3 separate regions of the Homo sapiens genome follow, and all the other regions are linked to region 1. The links are chromatin contacts, found by Hi-C or POLR2A ChIA-PET in ENCODE. All regions are on one chromosome and are shown on one strand. Each heading gives the region's core, a stretch centred on a gene start or an enhancer-like site at or near the end of the contact. The rest is flanking DNA. Distances are from core to core; before and after follow the strand shown. Region 1 overlaps CDC42EP4 (CDC42 effector protein 4). Region 2 holds the start of NHERF1 (NHERF family PDZ scaffold protein 1). Region 3 holds the start of GPRC5C (G protein-coupled receptor class C group 5 member C).

Region 1 (3,142 bases), core at 242-2,741:
GGAGGCCAAGGCGGGTGGATTGCTTGATGCCAGGAGTTCGAGACCAGCCTGGCCGACGTGGTGAAACCCCATCTCTAAAAACATAAAAAAATCGGCCAGGAGCAGTGGCTCCTGTAATCCCAGCACTTTGGGAGGCCGAGGCGGGCAGATCACCTGAAGTCAGGAGTTCAGGACCAGCCTAGCCAACATGGTGAAACCTGGTCTCTCCAAAAAATTCAAAAATTAACTGGGCATGATGGCAGGTGCCTGTAATAAAAACTAAAAACAAAACAGAACTCTTTATGTGGCCTGGTAGGGAGGGCTCTATGTAACCTGGGCCCTGGCTGCATGGATTTTTATTCTATTCCATAAATGCCACAAGCCTGTTCCTATACCCCGGCGTTTGCACGCGCCGTTCCCTCTGCCTGGGTCGCTTCTGACCCGGCTGGTTCCTTCTCATCATTTGGTTCTCAACTCATGATGCTCCTTCCTCAAGAGGGGCCTCCCCCAGACCCCCTGACTCCCACACCCACTCATACCACCCCTTTCCCTCCTTATACTGAGGAATATGAGATACCATTTATTTTATTTATAGGTTTACACCTCCATTCCCCACCCCCACCCCCCACACTCACACTACACACGTGCCCTGGGAAAACAGCGTGCTATTTTCACTGCTCTATCTCCAGGGCCTAGAAGAGTTTGTGAATATCAGTGGGTCTGCAGGAAGTCATGGAGTGAGTGACTGGATGATGAGTAATGGAACAAAGCCTCTTGTAGCCGATCCAGGTCACAACTAAAGTCATCGTGCACTAAAAGCCCTCTGCTATTCGGCCACATTGCCTGGACCTGGCATCGGGTGGTTGGTTAGAACAGCTAGGGGAAGGCCCTGCAGAGGGCATGCTGCCCAGCAGCAGTGGCGGAGGCAGTGGCAGTGGGCATTGAGGCATGTTGTGTACCCTGTATACCGGGGTGAACCGCAGGGCAGCTTCAGAGAGCGAGGCCTGCCTAGCTGCCCCATGAGAGCTCAGGTCTGGCGCCTGCCTCAAGCCAAGCTGCCAGGGACAGGCCACTGCCCGGTCACTTGGAGTGAGAAGTGTTGGTCCCGTCTGTCCTTCTGCTCTGGGTCTGCTGGGCTGGCCAAGCTGGGAGGGCCAGGGAGGATAGGCGAGGGGTCCAGGCAAGGGTGGTCTTCCGTAGTCTCAGGAACAGGGCTGAACTAAAGGTGTGGTTGCTGTGACCCAAGCAGGGGCCTGACCTTCTGGGGAGGGCTCCTCGTTCCCACCTTAAAGGAAGGTTCCGTGGTCAGTGGGCTGAGGGTAGAGGAATCTGTTCCTCCGGAGGCTCAGGAGAGCTAGGGAGGGCTGTGAGCTGTGATCCATTTTCCCTCTCCCTGCCAAGAAAGTGGGATGTGGTTTCTGGGGTGGGGTGGGGGTGTCCCGCCCAAGGCAGGCTATGGGGAGTGCCTGCCCCACGTTGGGCAGCCTATTTTAGCCACTTCCCCAGAGCTGAGTCACCATGCTTCTGAAAGCCCCGCCCAAAGCCACAATGCCCTGTGGCCTCCCAAACCATAGCTGCCCCCAGGACCTGCCCAGGCCTCTGGCGAGACTCCCACCACCTACTTTCTCTTAAACTCTATGATCCAGCTCGTCACCTCCAAACTGTTCTCTGTTAGAAGCTCAGAGTGACTCAAGGTCACTCAAGGCTGGTGAAACCAAGCTGTTGCTGACCCTCAATCCTGCTGGGTGGCCTGTCTAGTCTGAGCTCCAGACACCCAGGCCTCATCCCCAGTGTGGACTGCCAGGTACTGCAGCCCCCTCCTCGCTGGGGCAGTGGGACAGATGCGTGACTCCCTCTAGGCCCCAACTCTCTCAGGACCCTTCCTTGCTGGTTATTGAAGATGGCTTTCTACAAGCCACAAAGTCTCGTTCCCAACCCCCCAGGAAGCGAGACCGTGGCAGCAGGCAGCACTGGGTAGACCTGTCCCTGTCTTTCTGGGGTGTGGGGTTGAACAAGATCCTGGGGACCCCAGGGCTAGCCCAGGATGGCCGTGATTTCAGCTGAGTTTCCCTGCTGTCCCCTCTGACCTACCTCAATAGTTCTACCCGCAAGGATGTGCTGGGTGGTGTGGCTAATGGGATGCGGGGAGCTGTCCTCCCCTGTAGCCATCATGGCCAGGATATTTGGTCCCTTTGGGCAGCCACAGTGACCTGCAGCTTCTCTGGTGAGTCCTGGGGAGCCGGGTCTGTGGTTTCCCTTTCTTTCCTCTCTAATGAGCGTATAAGATCGGGAAACCACAGGACCTGACATCACTCACAGGGTCTGGGGGTTCCTGCCTTGGCGTTGAAACCCTTAACGCAGCTCTGGGGGCTCGTGCCGCCATGTTCTCACCCGGTTCTGACCATCCACACCCGCCTCCCTGCTTCTCTGTCTTTGTTGTTTACCTGGTGAGCATACCTGCTCTATCTTCACCTGTGTGTTCTCACTCAAGGCTGCTGTTTCTCAACTGGGGCAGTTTTGCCTCCTGGGGGACATTGGGCAATATCTTGAGACAGTTTTGCTTGTTGTGACTGGGGGGTGGATGCTACTGGCATCTAATGGGTAGAGACCAGGGATGCTGCTGAATATCCTACAGTGCACAGGGCAGGTCCACCTCCCGATGAGAAATTATCTGGCCCAAATAGCAACAGTGTGGAACCTGCTCTAGGATTACACAAGAACCTTCTTGAAGCAGCTGTTGGGTACCCCCTTCTCTGTACCCTGCCGGCCAGCAGTGGGGAGGAGCACTCAGTGGTCGGTGGTCACTGACCAGCAATGCCGCCGCCAGAGCTGGAGAAGGGCCTGGAGTGGAGCGGAGAGAGCTCTGGACTCAAAGACCCAGTTTCTAGCCCAGCTCTGTTGCTTTGGGCTAAAAACCTGGATAAATCACTTTCCTTCAATAAACTTGTTTCCTCATCCATAAAGTGAAAGTGCTGCACTGAATATCCCCTCCAGTTCTTTGAGATTCCTGGATGCTGTGCGTAGAGCCAGGAGTCGGGGTGCAGGCAGGTGGAAGATGGGGTCCCCTCCGTTCCTGACTGGTGTCCCTGCTGGTGGCAGTAGAAGCCTGAAGGATTTGCCAGGAACGAGAGTTCGTTTGAAGCTTGGCCTTTTTCCCTTCTAT
Region 2 (3,142 bases), core at 177-2,676, 1.5 Mb before region 1:
TCTTCTTCCAAGGTCTTTCCCCTTCCCTCCCAGATACAGTTCTAGGCGCTTACTCTTCACATTCCTGAGAATCGTAAATCCTCTGAGGTGGCAGAACCACCACTCCGAGATGCCTTGGCTCCTCCTCCCTGCCAGGCAACCCCCACACCGCCCTGAGATGGTGGGGCTTCCTCTCCCTTAGAAGTCACACAGGACTCCGGGAGGATGAAGTCCAGCAGGACTGAAGTTCAGGACACACACCGGCGGGCTGCGGAGAGGGCCTCCTCGCGCCGGGGCTCCACACAGGAGGAGTAATGCTATTCCTCTAGCTTTTGAAGTAGGAGTGGCGGGCGAAGCTGGCACCTCTGGGGCGGAGAGCCCTTTCTCCCCGGCCCATCTGCGGACTGGGGTGAACGAGGAGAGGGCACCAGGGAAGGAGCAGGATTGGGGGATTCCGAGGAACGGGAGCAGACACCCACAGACCCGAGGGAAGGGGGCTGGGTTCCCCTGCGCCGCCCTCCCAAAGGCCAGGGAACAAGAGGTGCAGGCGGCAAAGGCGCTCAAGCTCCCAGCACAGCCTGGGAAGGAGAGGAGGTCGCGGGACGCAGCCCCAGGCCTGCCTAGGATGTGTCAGGGCGCCTGGTCGGCGGGCGGAAGCGGTCTCCCCCTCGCAGCTCGAGTTTCAGAAAAACGACGGCGGGCGCGGGGCTGGACGGCCGGGGCACCTGGGTCTCTCCGGATCCTCCTCCCACTCCATGCCAGCCTGCGCGGCTTGGGCCCCGCTTACCTGCTCCGGGTGGCTCTTGTCGGCCTCGCGAGGCTCATTTTCGTTGCCAGCCCCCTGCACCTCGGCGGCGGCCGGCGGCTCGGCCTGCCCCGGCGCTTCCTGGGCGCGCAGCAGCTCCTCTCGGACCTGGACGCCGAGCTTCTGCAGCTGCTCGTCCGTCTCGGGGTCGACCACCAGCAGGCGCACGGCGTTGAGTGCGGCGCGGATGCGGCTCACCACCTGCTGGTGGGTCTCCTTCTCCACGTTTTCGCCGTTCACCTCCACCAGCCGGTCCCCCGCCAGCAGCCCCGCCTTCTCGGCCGGCGAGCCGGGCTCCACCAGCCGGATGTACTGGCCCAACTTGCCCTTCTCCCCGTGCAGGTGGAAGCCGTAGCCGTTCGGACCCTTCTCCAGGCAGCAGAGCCGGGGCAGGGGCGCCCCGGCCGCTGCGTCCGCGCTCATCTCGCCCTGCGACGGGTCAGCGGCGCGACTTGGGGTTCCGATGGGGACGGGACGGGACGGCCCAGCCCTTCTTCCCGTCCAGCGAACCGGGAGCGCAGCAGAGAAGCCCTGAGCCGCCGGACGGGCCAAGCAAGCAGGTGTCCCAGGAACCGTCGGCCGCCGCGAGCCGCGAGGAGCCGAGAGAGGACCACAGACCAATCCCCGCCCCGCGCGGCGTCTGAGCGTCCCAGAGTCCGCCCCGGCTCCTTACCCCGGGGGCGGGGCCGCGCTGAGGGTGGGGACCTCCGCGGGCCAATAGGGGGCTGCAGGCCTGGGCGCTCCGGCCGGGTGAACGGCGCCGGCCATTGGGAACGCGCGGGGCGGGGCCTGCGCTCGGCGCGGCGCCCCGCGGCGGGCGAAGACTAGCGCTCAGGAAGTGGAAGTGTTTGTTACCGAGCGGCCGGCGCTGGGGTGGCAGGGGCGGGGCTCGCCGAATTCCCGGTTCTGGGCGGGTGGGCCCGCCGGCTCCGGCCTGGTTTCCCCTACCTGTGGCGGGGAGTGAGGAAAGCCGGCCCTCGGGTAAAGGACCCTAACTTTTTTTTTTTTTTTTGAGACGGAGTCTCGCTCTGTCGCCCAGGCTGGACTGCCGTGGCGCGATCTCGGATCACTGCAACCTCCGCCTCCCGGGTTCAAGCGATTCCCCTGCCTCAGCCTCCCGAGCAGCTGGGGTTACAGGCGCGCACCACCACGCCCCGCTAATTTTTGTATTTTTAGTAGAGACGAAATTTCGCCATGTTGGCCAGGATGGTTTCAAACTCCTGACCTCAGGTGATCCGCCCTGGGATTACAGACGTGAGCCACCGCACCTGGCCAACGTTTTAACAGCCTTTAGCCAAAGCCTGGGTGCAGCTCCAGTTGAGAGGGAGCGGCTGTTGCCGGGGCAACTGCTCCCGCTCGGGGCAGCGAGGGCCGGTCAGTCTCGAGAATTAAGACGGAGGGCCTCCTCGGACCCTACAGAGTTGTTTGAATAACATTTTTCCGTTTGTGGGAACCCTAACCCTAATCCACTTTGTGCTGTCCCAGGACTCGCATAGAGGAGTGCAGGTTCTGATCCCTGCTGGGAAGGTGAGGGCTCCGCGGAGAGCCTGGGACCTCGAGGGGCAGCCCGCTGAAGACAGGCCATCTAGGGCAATAGCGTGGGCTTTGGCAGCAGCGTTTGGCTAGGGAGGTGGGGTGGGGAGAGGCAGGACAGACTCAGGTAATCAACCTCTGGGTACACGCCACAGGGAAAGGAGCCTTGGTTTTTTTTTTTTTTTTCCAACAGAAAAATGATTAGGACTGTAAAGCCTTCTAGCTCCCTCTTGCCAAAGAGAGGCTGGTCACAGAGGCGGGAGACAGTCTGTTGAGCGGGGAGCTGACCATCTGAGGACAGACACTGAGGAAGGAGGATGGAATGATTTTGGCAGTGAATGACAATTCCTTCAACAAGACCCCCCCCCCCCACTCACTTCAAAGAAACAGTGGACAGGATGTGCTTTCCAAAATACTGCAGTTTAATTCTGAAAAACTCAAATGCAAGAGGCCCAGAGCTGTCTATGGGATTGGATCTCCTGCAACCTGCCTTGGGCCCCAGAAGAGACTGGCAATGTCAGCCTCCTCCCTGCTCTGCCTGAGGGAGGCCACGGAGAACTTCCTTATCGGGCCCAAACTGGAGCCGCTGACTGCTCAGAGCAAGATTTCTGCCTTGAAAGCAAATGCAGTAGCCTCAGAAATGTGCAGCGCATACTTCTTCCTCCCCCTCTCCCCCTCCAGGCCGGCAGAGCTGCAGTAAAGATGCCTGCAGGTCATGACCTCATGTTTCCTGTCCACTTCCCATGGCAGGGATCGGAGCTTTGGGAGATATGTGACCAAGGAGGACACATGAACTTGCTACCCCTCTCTCTACCCCAGACATAC
Region 3 (3,142 bases), core at 361-2,860, 1.1 Mb before region 1:
CCAGGGATACCACAGAGCACTTGCCTTCCTCCCATCCCACACACTCAAGAGCCTATAGGGAAAGACGATGGCCCGACTGACAGCCTTCCTGCCTCCACTCCTATCGGTCTCTCCCAGTCCCTGGTTAGGTCCCACTGTCTCACCCCTCTGTGCAGGGCGCTCAGGCGTTTACCCCATCGATAAGAAGGCGCACAGGAGACGCCTGTGCCTGGAAGGAGCGGCCTCAGTGTGTAGGTTGGTGGGGGGTGGGTTGGGGTTCCTCGAACCTCAGCCTAGACACCCCACCCCTATCCCCCTGCCCCTGCCCCGCACCAAGACCAGGCATTTGGGCCAAAATGCCCTGAGCTCTCTGAGACTTGGAAATCTTCAAGGGTCTGCTCTGGAATGTCACTCTGGAATGCGCCCCACCCCCCAATGCACTCCCTCCCCCAGTCCAGTTGAAGGCACAGGGGTGGGGGGCCGGCGGGGAGAGGAAGCTCCAGGAGCACAAAACCCTACTTCCAACAGTCTCCTCTCCCGGGCTTTAGGATCTTGATCGTGGAGTTTGTAAGTGATTGGGTCTTCCAGCGTGTAACACTGCGGGCCTGGGGATGGAGGTGCAAAGGACGCTGGAAAAGCCAGCCGGGAGTGGGGGTTCGGGATCTAGGGGCCAGGCTACCAGAAGGGGAGGCGCTTTGATAGTCTGAATTTCCAAACTTCCCTCAGGGGGATTCTGAACCCTCTCGTCCCTACTTGGGTCGACGGTACTGGGGTCTACACCTGCGCTCCCTGGGTGGCTGGAATGGGGAGCAAGGGAACCAGTCACTCTCTCCCATTTTTAGGGCCACAGAAACCTGCCCTCCACATCCACAGTAGCAGGCGGCAGAGAGGACGCCACCCACGAGAGAGAGTGACCGCGGACTCCCACCGAGAGGCAGGCGGTGGAGGGGCTCCTCTTGGAGACCCCGATTATGGAGTGGTTTCCCCTCCCTCCAGCCCGAGCCGCAGCGCCGGGCTCCCCCACCCCCCCAGTCCCCAGCCGGCTCGGGTTTGAAAACTTTCAGCGACCGAGCGGAGTTGGCGCGGCGTCCCCAGCCCGCAGGATGTCCAGTCCCCCCGCCTCTGCCCTCGCCCACTCCCCGCCGTCCCGACCCGACTCTTCCGGGCGGCGGAGCGGGAAGGCAGCAGCCCTTACCTGGGACTCGCCGCCGGCCCCGCTCCAGCGCAGCGTTTGGGGCCAACTCCAGCCCCAGGCGGGGGGCGGGCGGGGGTGGGAGGGACGCGGCGCGGGGCGCTGGGCCAGGCCCGGTCCTGGCTGGGATGGCGGGGCCCGGGCCGGGACGCAGGGCCTGCCTCTCCCTGGGACCGAGGCTGAGCCAGGCGCGCTGGGTTGCTCGCTCTCGCGCGGGCCTGTCCCCAGGCAGGGCTCCTTGCTTTCGGCGAGGGTGGGCTGGAGCCTGCATCACCGTTACATCACCTCCATTCAGGGCGCTAATCGGGCGCCCGCCGCGCTCCAGGTACGTGCGCTCCGTTTACACAGGAACAAAGCCTGCCCGGCCCTCCCCGCCCCGACTCACCTCCAGGCTGAGCCGACTCGTACTTTCCGGCTGGTGAGGGAGATGGGAGTTTCTGGCCCTGCCGGCGTGTGGGTTGTTGCTGTTGACTGCCACGCCCCCGCATGCGGGCGCGCGCACACTCACGCGCACTCACTTTCTGGGCTCGGCCTTCGCCGGGGCAATTGGTGTGAGGGTGCAGCCCTGCGCACCCCCCACCGCGTCTTCCAGAGAGCGCGCCTACGGACACGCGCGGGGCTACCTTGGCGCGTCTCCGTGGGGGACACCTAGCCTTTGTCACCTTCGTCCTGGCCCTCCCGTGAGACACACTTCAGGCACAGTTCGCTGGGAGCGGGCCGGAGCGAGGCGCACACTCAAGACAGAGTCCGTCTTTGTCACGCCTTCTGCGCCCCCTCCCCTCCCCAGCTTGCACACGTGGACACACCGCACACCGAGGTTCGCCTTTTGCACGCACGGTCCTTCTCTGGGACCTCCACCAGTCACCAAGCGTACGTGGGATCGTCACCAAGCGCTCCTCTCACGCGTGGGCCGAGTCCAGACCACTCTGGACCGTGGGCAAAGGTCCCCCTCGGCCCGACTACCCCGCGCCCGGGTTTCCTGTGACCGTTCCAGGTTCTGCCCAACTCGGAGCGCGCTCTCCCCTCCCGGCGTCCCCGTTCCCTGCTCCGACTTGTCCTAATTAGCCTTCACGGTTTTGTTCCCCGAGGTACAGTGTTTAGCGCGACCCCCTGGGCCTCTGCGCTCCGGGACACGTTGGCTCTGACTCCGAGTCCGTCCTTTCCAGGAGGTCAGGTTCCCACCAGCCCCACCCCCCACTCCCTGTTCCGGGGTGGATCTGTGGGTTGCCACCCTTTCCCCTCCGGCCCCAGGAATCTGCTGAAGCTGGACCGCAGAAATTGGGAAGCGAATCCAGGCTGGTACTTATCCAGCCCGATAAACAAGAGATTTTCCGGCCGCCTTCCCCCGGGGCTGCTGGCCTCGCGGGGGGTGGGGTGCGCAGTCCTGGGGGCCCGCAGCGAGGCCTAGTTAGCCCGCGCCAGAGGCCCGTAGGGGCTGAGGCGCACAGAGGAGGGAGAGGTTGTTGGGCCTGGCCAGGGCCCTGGAGACGCGGAGGGAGGGCAGGGCGCCGAGTCTCGGGGTGCCGGTTCTCATGACGCCGAATTGCCTGGGGGATCGCCAGCGGTGCGCCGGTCGGAGCCAGCTGGTGGCGGGGCGGGCGGCCCGGAGTGTTTGCTCAACCCTGAGCGCCCGCGAGGGGGAGGGGAGGCAGCTGGTCACGGGCTAGGGGGTAGCAAGGTGGAGGAGCGGGGGCTGGGAAAGGGGAGGGTATCTCCCGGGCTGCTTGTTTGCGTGCCTGCCGCGGTCTACGACAACCGGGAGTCTAAACTCTATGAATCACCCGGAGTTGCTGGAGCGATAAACCTCAGGCTGGTTCCTCCCCTCGCACACCGGCTTCTCGGACTCCTGGAGGGAATGTTTGCTTAGCGGCCGGAGCTGGCGGTGAGGCCCTGGTTCTCTAGAACCCTGTATCCCTTCCTGGCCTTGCCCTCACGGGCTGGTCTGGGGTGGCGAAGACTGAATTGTTTCAA

The links. Hi-C counts contacts between places; a loop is a spot of excess contacts on that map. ChIA-PET counts read pairs that join two places held with the same protein, here RNA polymerase II (POLR2A). Pooled maps may share reads with other maps.
Region 2: a loop to region 1 is called in a pooled map, with 5 times the contacts of the local background. The contact joins the promoter of NHERF1 here to the enhancer-like site in region 1. A Hi-C loop is called at or near these places in 7 of 50 pooled maps. POLR2A ChIA-PET finds 5 or more read pairs at or near these places in 2 of 52 experiments (HepG2 and K562).
Region 3: a loop to region 1 is called in a map of ascending aorta, with 5 times the contacts of the local background. The contact joins the promoter of GPRC5C here to the enhancer-like site in region 1. A Hi-C loop is called at or near these places in 2 of 168 maps with a recorded cell type or tissue (aorta and ascending aorta) and 8 of 50 pooled maps.

What each region holds. Positions count from the first base shown.
Region 1 is chr17:73,289,965-73,293,106 of GRCh38, reverse strand. The region is part of intron 1 of CDC42EP4 (CDC42 effector protein 4); the gene reads left to right. Among named protein-coding and RNA genes, the nearest start is that of CDC42EP4, 20 kb to the left of the region's middle. RefSeq lists enhancers at 1,122-1,191, 458-1,339, 1,323-1,617, 1,592-1,671, 1,962-2,181. Within about 2 kb of position 1,491, at least 32 of the 41 ENCODE cell types and tissues checked have a DNase peak (open chromatin) inside an H3K27ac peak, as active enhancers do; they include ascending aorta, where a contact is called at or near this core.
Region 2 is chr17:74,746,912-74,750,053 of GRCh38, reverse strand. NHERF1 (NHERF family PDZ scaffold protein 1) reads right to left here and starts at 1,426. Exons shown (of 6, transcript NM_004252.5): 1 at 767-1,426. The coding sequence starts at 1,207. It overlaps SLC9A3R1-AS1 (SLC9A3R1 antisense RNA 1), which reads left to right and starts at 187. Exons shown (of 3, transcript NR_187307.1): 1 at 187-991; 2 at 1,127-1,481; 3 at 2,511-3,142. MIR3615 (microRNA 3615) reads right to left here and starts at 1,441; the gene lies at 1,355-1,441. It overlaps RAB37 (RAB37, member RAS oncogene family), which reads right to left. Exons shown (of 9, transcript NM_001006638.3): 9 at 2,719-3,142. RefSeq lists enhancers at 363-988, 2,277-2,872 and a silencer at 1,193-1,882.
Region 3 is chr17:74,430,556-74,433,697 of GRCh38, reverse strand. It overlaps GPRC5C (G protein-coupled receptor class C group 5 member C), which reads right to left and starts at 1,610. Exons shown (of 4, transcript NM_022036.4): 1 at 1,557-1,610. RefSeq lists a silencer at 2,598-2,737.